3 separate regions of the Mus musculus genome follow, and all the other regions are linked to region 2. A link is a loop called in an ENCODE intact Hi-C map of the cell type or tissue named here. Cell type or tissue: heart. All regions are shown on one strand.

Region 1 (2,500 bases), 650 kb after region 2:
CAACAAAACTTATTAAAAAAAAAAAAGATCCCTGCTCACAAAATACTCAGCCGGGCAGTGGTGGCACATGCCTTTAATTCCAGCACTTGGGAGGCAGAGGCAGTTGGATTTCCAAGTTCAAGGCTAGCCTGGTCTACAAAGTGAGTTCCAGGACAGCCAGGGCTACACAGAGAAACCCTGTCTTGAAAAACCAAAGGAAAAAAATATTACTCAGTTACTAGCATCATTATACTCCCAGACAATCTTTTAGGAATTTAAACCAGTTGAACCAGATGACCACAACTGGGAATGAAGGCCAGGGGATGAGGCACAAATTTTGTGGTACACATAGACATGGGATGAGGTGGGGGTTGGATCACCAGATTAATCCTTGGTAATCTAATTGGAGATTTGATTTGAAAAAAAAATCTAGATTCATAAATCTGCACCTATTAAGACACATACAAGAGAGAGTGGGAGTCGACAAGCGTTGTAAGTCGAGTATCTGAGGAACTTTCATTCTTGTTTTAAATGAGTCACCAAAAAGCAAAAGCCAGTGGGGAGGATGAGTGGGAAGCTGGGCAAAAATCCCAGGAAACCTGGGCTCCCTGCAGTCCAGCTGTGGCAGAAATGCAGAAGCACCAGTCCCATAGACAGGTGAGAGATGCCTTTGCACTCAAGTCACTCATGGGCCCAGTCAGGAAGTACAAGACATGGTCCTGAGAGAGGGGCCAGCAGAATTACTATTAGGGAGGCTGGGAAGGCAAGTGGGGTGAAGGGGATTAAAGCAAGTTTCAAACAAATTAAATGCAGCAATCAGTTTGAACAAAGACAGGTTCATGCACCATGTAGAGCTTGACCAGGAAAAGCTGAGATTCTCCTCAGTGATGGGGGAGAGAAATTCAAACCAAAAGAGTCTCAGAAACACCCCCTTGTGGTGAGGCAGGAAGAATTCTGACCAGGAGAGACTCAGAGATCCCCTCTAGTGGTGGAGCAGGCCAATTCTCATCAGGAAATGCTAAGAGACACCGGCCCCCCTCCTAGTGGTGAGGCAGGAAGAATTCTGACCAGGAGAGACTCAGAGACGCCCCCTAGTGGTGGTGCAGGAAAATTCTGATCTGGAAATGCTCAGAGAGACCCCTAATTATTAGAGCAGGCAACATCAGCAGAGAGAAGAGGAAAAACCACAAGAGCTTTCCATGGTAGAATGCTGGGAGCAGGCCTCCGTTTGTGAGCACCTGCTCGGCTGTTATAGAAACACAGCCCAGGTTAGACCACAGCCTGTTTTTGCACACTGGGGAAAGTCACCATCTGCTACACATCCATTCAAAGCATGGGGCAATTTGGGGCCATGCCAATAAAAGCAGCTGGGGCAGAGGTCATCAGGCTGGAACTTCTTAACATCTAGACATCATTTCTTGCTTGAAAATCTTTTGAGGCATTTTGATAGAAAATCTGAGGCGAGGCTTCGATAAGTACAGGGCATTTATACTAGATGGCTTTCAACTTCAAGTTCAGTTTTAAAGTTCTATTTTTGACCAGCAACAACTTATACTTCTTCGTCTTCTCTTTCTTCTAATTCCCCCTTTCTTCCTTTCATTTTTTACCAACTAAGGAAAATAAACTGAGAAGATGTGTCAGCGTGATGTATCTTGGTTTGTTAAGGGACTCAGGACTGGTATTGTGCAAAAACACCAGACTTTACAAGTGTGAGGATAGAATTGTGTGCGTGATTGTTTTCTCTAAATAAATATGGAAACAAGAAGTAAGAAGGGCCCAGCTACAAAGCCACAACACAAGAAGACTGGTTAAAAAAGAAAAAAAGTAGTAAAACTCCGGAGAAATGGGATGTTAGCTTTCTTTTATTTGATTTTAAGTATTTAGAAACATTTCAAATCCCCAAGGAGGCTGAGCAGTGTCCTGACAGAGAGAGGAGGTGAACATGTATTATGGCTGTGTGTCGTTATGTAAAGAGAGGCACCCAAGCTTGGCTCTCTTTTCTCTGGCTATTTGATCACATGACAGGAGATGCTGAAGAAACGTGTATTCCTAAATGCTTCCAAACTATTGCAGCTGTTTGTCCAGCTATGCGAAGTGAAGGCTGACACCAAACTTCAATGCACTCTGTGAAGCAGCAGTGTGGCTCAGTTGGTCTCCCCGCATTGGCATGCCTATGGTCATGTATAACACAGAGAAAATTAAAAATATTAATAAAGGCCAATTTATATCCCAAGAACGTTTTGCTACCCTCCCAGTGGGCATTTTATCATGTATTCTTTATTTTAAATTCAGGGTTTTGGTTTTTTTTATCTTTTTATGGGAAAAGGAGTATGCCCAGCCTGTGTGTTCTCCTAGTGACTGCATATCCTGGGCTGGATCACCACCATTGACCTTCAAACATTTTCTATTACATTAAGTCCATAAGTTTACTTTAATACCTCCTCTGCCCCTAATTACCTGGATCATTCTATACCATTCCCTACAGGAAAATGCACTGCTGAAGTTTGGATTTTTAAATTCT
Region 2 (2,500 bases):
GTGGAAACTACATTCAGACACTTCTGATTTCAAAGCAAACTCTGGATTCTGAGCAGAGCCTTGAGCTGGTAAGTTTCACTACCTGATTAACAAATGGAGAGGGGAATGCCTGCCACATTGCCAGGCTTAAAAAGGTGCTTCTAATCCCAGGTAGTGAGGAGGCTGAGACAGGAGGATCTTGTGTTCAAAGTGTTTCTGGACTACAAATGGAATTCAAGGCCAGAACTGATGGTTTAGTGGGACTCCATAGTAAAAGGTAAGGACCGAGGACTACTCCTAAGTACACATCTTGGTGGCAGAGCAACTGCCTAAAGGTCCCGAAGCCTGCTGTAGGTTCATCCTTGAGACCTTAGAAAAAAACATAAAGGGAGAGAGTCCCTTGTGATGTGCACTGACTTTTTCACAATGGCTATCACTGGAAACAAAGATCCTATAGCATTTTAAAGTACAAGATTCTCAAAGAAAGTTGTGAGTTCTTTTGCATGGGCTAGACAGATCTGACAGAGACCCACTGGTTATGCAGTTGAGTGAGCTCTGCAGGCTCTCTCTGTCCCGGTTCAGTGTGGTCCCCAGGGATACTGTGTTCTGTGCAAACTTCAGTTCCCACCTGTATAATAGTGCGGACGAGGTAAGGTACGGTCTAAATATCCTGGCCGTGTGTGAGTAAAATCAGTGCTACAGAGTGTATTAAATGTGCACCCTAGCAGAGCATATGCATGGAGGACTGCATTCTCCAAGTCCCTGTCTGTGAGTATCATAGTCTCTGACTTGGGGACCCCACGAAATACTCTGAGGAAGTCAGGACAACTCTCTGCCTTCCCTCTAAGGGTTCATCAGAGGTCCATATACTCAGCCAGGTTTTCATACTGACAGATCTCCGAACTCCAGTGAGAAGTCTGTATTTCATGCTGGGAACCCAAGACTTCACATCAAGATAGATGCCACGCGCTGCCATTCAACCCGCAGCTTCAAATTTTAAGTATAACAGTGGAGCCTCCTTAAAGACATCTCCTCAGCGCGTGGCGTGTGTGGTGAATGAGTGAGCAAAACCATCCTCCCCTGTCTTGTCATCTTCGCTGGACCATCCAGCTGCTTCCTCCATCCACCAGGGGGTGCTCACCCCCACTAAAAGCCAGGGTTTCTTCCAATCACTGGACAGACAGGGACCACAGCCAGGACCTTCAAAGCATCTTTCTGAAACGTTAATTGTTTGGTTGCACCAAGAGAAAAGAATTTATAAAAAGTTTTGATCTGTTTTGATTCAAATGTGGGTGCTTTTAAACATATATTTTTTTTTTTACCATAGTAACAATAGTACAGGCAAACCAAGCATTCTAGTACATCTGTGTAAGGATCGATTCACTTACAAAAAGTTTAGAAAACAGAGAAAACTCTAGTCAAAAATAAATTGTCAATATTGCAGTTATTTTCCTCTTGAATTCCCTTTCCCCAGAATAGCCTATCAAAATCACCCGTTGGCAGCCAGAAAGCGAAGCCTCCGGCTTGCTGAGTCTTGCTTATATTTCATCACAGTAAAGGACAAAATTTATTTATCAATTTATTTATCGTTTTCTTTTGAATTATCACACACTAACTGTACCCCTATGTGATAGAGTGTCTTATTTCAGTATCTGATTACAGTGACAGATTCTCCTCGGGGAACACCTTAAACAGCCAAACAAACTTCCAATGACAATTAGGGAAAAAGAAAAGAAAGAACAGCGTGCTTGTGGTTTTCAAATGCTGCTTTTTCTCCTAAAGATTTCAAATTTGCTCTTCTCTCTCCAACCGAGTTATTTACACAGTACGTTATTAACTTAAGTGAACTTGAAGGCAGACAAACTTTGTTTGATCAGGACATAACACAAAAGTCCCATTTGAAAACTTGCTTATGTGGACATTTATTTTTGAATTTCAATCTTGAACTTACAAGAAGCCAATGCATCCATTTTAAAACCATGTATGTAAACACTATGAATTTTTAAAATAGCTTTCTTTTCTTACTTTCTAATGTTGGTTCAAATAATGTGGTTTGGTATGCCTTCCTGAGACACTCTTTCCTTGTTTCAGATCTAGGCCTGTTTTGGAGAGAGAGAGAGAGAGAGAGAGAGAGAGAGAGAGAGAGAGAGAGAGAGAGAGAGAGAGAGAGAGAGAGAGAGAGAGAGATCAATTATTTTAGGTCAATTTTACTCAAGCTAGTTTTTTAAAAATTTTAATTAGGTATTTTCTTCATTTACATTTCCAATGCTATCCCAAAAGTCCCCCATACCCTCCCTCCCACTCCCCTACCCACCCACTCCCACTTCTTGGCCCTGGCATTCCCCTGTACTGAGGCACATAAAGTTTGCAAGACCAATGGGCCTCTCTTTCCACTGATGGCCGACTAGGCCATCTTCTGATACATATGCAGCTAGAGACACGAGCTCCGGGAGGTACTGGTTAGTTCATATTGTTGTTCCACCCATTCAAGCTAGTTTTCTGAAAGGAAGAAATTGCCCTA
Region 3 (2,500 bases), 260 kb before region 2:
TGCGAGTGCGCGGGCTCGTCGTCGTCGTCGTCAGCGTCCGGCTTGGGCCGTAGCTGCAGCTCGTCATCTTCGTCGTCGTCTTCATCGTCGTCGTCCAGGAAGACGCACTTGGCTGCCTTGCCCGCGGCGCAGTCCCCCGGCTGCGCCGCCTTGCCCGCGCCCGCCTTGCCCGCAGGCGCCTTGAGCTTGGCGCACTTCTTGCCGGGGCCCTTGGCTGCCTTGGCGCCCGCCGCGCTCTTGTCGGGGCTCTGGCCCGCGCTGGGCTTGGCCGCTGGGTCCGTCTTGGGCTTTTTGCGCGGCCGGTACTTGTAGTCGGGATAATCAGCCATGTGCTTGAGGCGCAGGCGCTCCGCCTCCCTGATGAACGGGATCTTCTCGCTGTCCTTCAGCATCTTCCAGCGCTTGCCCAGCCTCTTGGAGATCTCGGCGTTGTGCATGTCGGGCGACTGCTCCATGATCTTCCTGCGCTCGATCTTGGACCACACCATGAAGGCGTTCATGGGCCGTTTGATGTGGCCCGACGCCGTCTTGCACCAGTCCGGGTCGCTCTCGTCCAGGGCCACCGGGCTGCACGCCATGAACTCGCCCTCCTCGGTGTCCAGCGCGTCCCGGGGCAGGTTGCTCTCGGCTTCCGAGCTCTCGGCCTGCTGCACCATGGTCCGCGGCGGGGCTGGGCGCTCGGTCTCCTGCGCGGGCGCCCCTCCCCCTCCCGCCCCTCCACCTTCTCCGGCAAGTTGCAAAGTCCTTGGCCGCGCGCGTCCGCGGCTGCCCCCCTCCCCCCCGGCCCCGTTCCCTGCTGCGTCGGCGGCTGCGGCGGCGACCGGAGAGGAGGCGGCGGCGGCCCGGGACCCGCGCTCTCTCTCTCACTCGCTTGATTTCTCGCTCTCTCACTCCTGGCAGCCGCCGCAAGCGCCGGACCCCAAGCACTCCCAGGCGCGCGCGCTTCTTCTGCAAAAAGTTGAGGGCTCTCTCTCAACTCGTTATCAGGGTGTCATATGGGTGACATCACTACTCCCACCAGCCAATGGCTGGTCCCGACTCCGCCTATCTCCCGTTATTAACCACGGGCCCCACCTCCAGCCCCGCCTCCTGGCCAGTTTGCAAAGATGGGGGGCGGGGGGAGTTGTCTAGAAATATGTTATTTTTTCAAAAGAAATCCGCGAGTGCGCACAGCTGCGCGTGTCCCCCGGGCGGATGCAGGACGGAGCGAGAGACGCCAGCGCGGACTCAAGGGCGCGGGACGATGGACTGAACCCCAGTGCAGATGCACCCACCCGGGCACCGCGAGTGGGTGCCCCTGCTCATCCTGGGCGCGTCGCGCCCTAAACCCGCGCGCGATCGCGCTGCGCCGCTATCCAGCAGAAGGTGGCGCTTCGACACCGCGCGGCACCGTGCACGTGGGCTCATCCTCCGGTTCTTTTTCTCCCTCTTTCTAGAGCCCGGTCGCCGGGCCCTCCCTCCCCCCCTCCCCGCGCACCCGCAGGGTTTTGTCCCGTCTCTCCCCCTCTCGTTTTCCCTCCTGGATCGCGCGCATCTGCCGGTTCGGCTGGAGTAACGGTCTTCGGAGACCGCCGTGTCCGGGCGGCTCCGGAGCGGTTCGGAAAGGAGTTCACGGATTCAGGCCGGATCGGTGAAACAGCCCGGGACTCAGCATCGCCGCCCCTCCCCCACTTTCTACTCCATAGGCCTCCCCAACTCCCCGCGTCCCGCCTCCTCTGTCCATCACCTACGCCCTCCTCCCCTGCAGCTCGGTCCTGAAACCCTAGCTCTGCCTCCCAGCACGCACCTTCTGGGTCATTTGCTATTTTAACCCAACGGTACAAACCAAAGCTAAAATGAAGTGCACTCTCGTTTAAAGCGAAGATATTTCTTATTTGCCTGCTAAGGCTGCCGCTGGAGCGGTGGCTCCTGCCTACTGGTTTTGCCGGGCTCCTTGGAAACTCGCTTCTCTTTGTGTTGTCTCTTACCCACCTATGGCTCTTCTGAGGACAATGAAACGAAGCCTTTCTGCTTTCTGTTTAACGTGGCTGCTCACCCTGTTTTCCTCATACCTACCCACTGTCAGTTCTGGGGGCTGGTTCTTAAGATCTACAGCCCCTCACCCCACCCGGAGTTGCTCACCCGAGAAATCGGCCGCCCGGGACTAGTGGAATTATCTAAACATATTTCCTTTCAGGTTGGTGTACTGCACAGGGTACTACACTTCTCATCTCCCACACATCCCCACTCCGGACATAGAATGGTGCCAGGTCTTCATAGGCCATTTTATTTTTAAAAAGGGGGGAGGGGTCCCTGTATTTCACCCTTATCGTATTCACCCCAAAGAAAAGCACCGATCCAAGCACGTGTATTATTGAAGTTAACCTCAGTCTTAATAATGTTGGCATTTTATTTTAATGTTTAAGGCTATTGGAACCTAAAAAATTTACATACTGGTTAACCTGATGTCTGGAGATGTAGAAAAACCCATGTGGAGTGTAAAAATCCATCTTTGAGGCAA

Evidence for each region. Peaks named below come from ENCODE experiments on the same cell type or tissue, not always from the same donor. Only the 100,000 strongest peaks of a DNase experiment are listed, where the experiment ranks them.
Region 1: a loop joins it to region 2, with 6 times the contacts of the local background. A loop is called at or near these places in 4 of 42 quality-filtered maps.
Region 3: it touches region 2 in a loop (6-fold over the local background); 10 of 42 quality-filtered maps call a loop at or near these places.

The regions. Positions count from the first base shown.
Region 1 is chr12:28,247,931-28,250,430 of GRCm38, forward strand. No RefSeq gene overlaps it. Among named protein-coding and RNA genes, the nearest start is that of Gm25564, 100 kb to the right of the region's middle. In heart, CTCF peaks have their summits at 972 and 1,177; no DNase peak of the experiment used is centred here.
Region 2 is chr12:27,598,247-27,600,746 of GRCm38, forward strand. It overlaps Gm4166 (a long non-coding RNA gene), which reads left to right. Exons shown (of 4, transcript XR_381387.2): 1 at 1-68. Among named protein-coding and RNA genes, the nearest start is that of Gm4166, 1.3 kb to the left of the region's middle. In heart, a CTCF peak has its summit at 1,110 (motif pointing right); no DNase peak of the experiment used is centred here.
Region 3 is chr12:27,341,753-27,344,252 of GRCm38, forward strand. It overlaps Sox11 (SRY (sex determining region Y)-box 11), which reads right to left and starts at 966. Exons shown (of 1, transcript NM_009234.6): 1 at 1-966. The coding sequence starts at 656. In heart, a CTCF peak has its summit at 1,356 (motif pointing right); a DNase peak (open chromatin) is centred at 1,029; H3K4me3 peaks cover 2,500 bases; H3K27ac peaks cover 2,485 bases.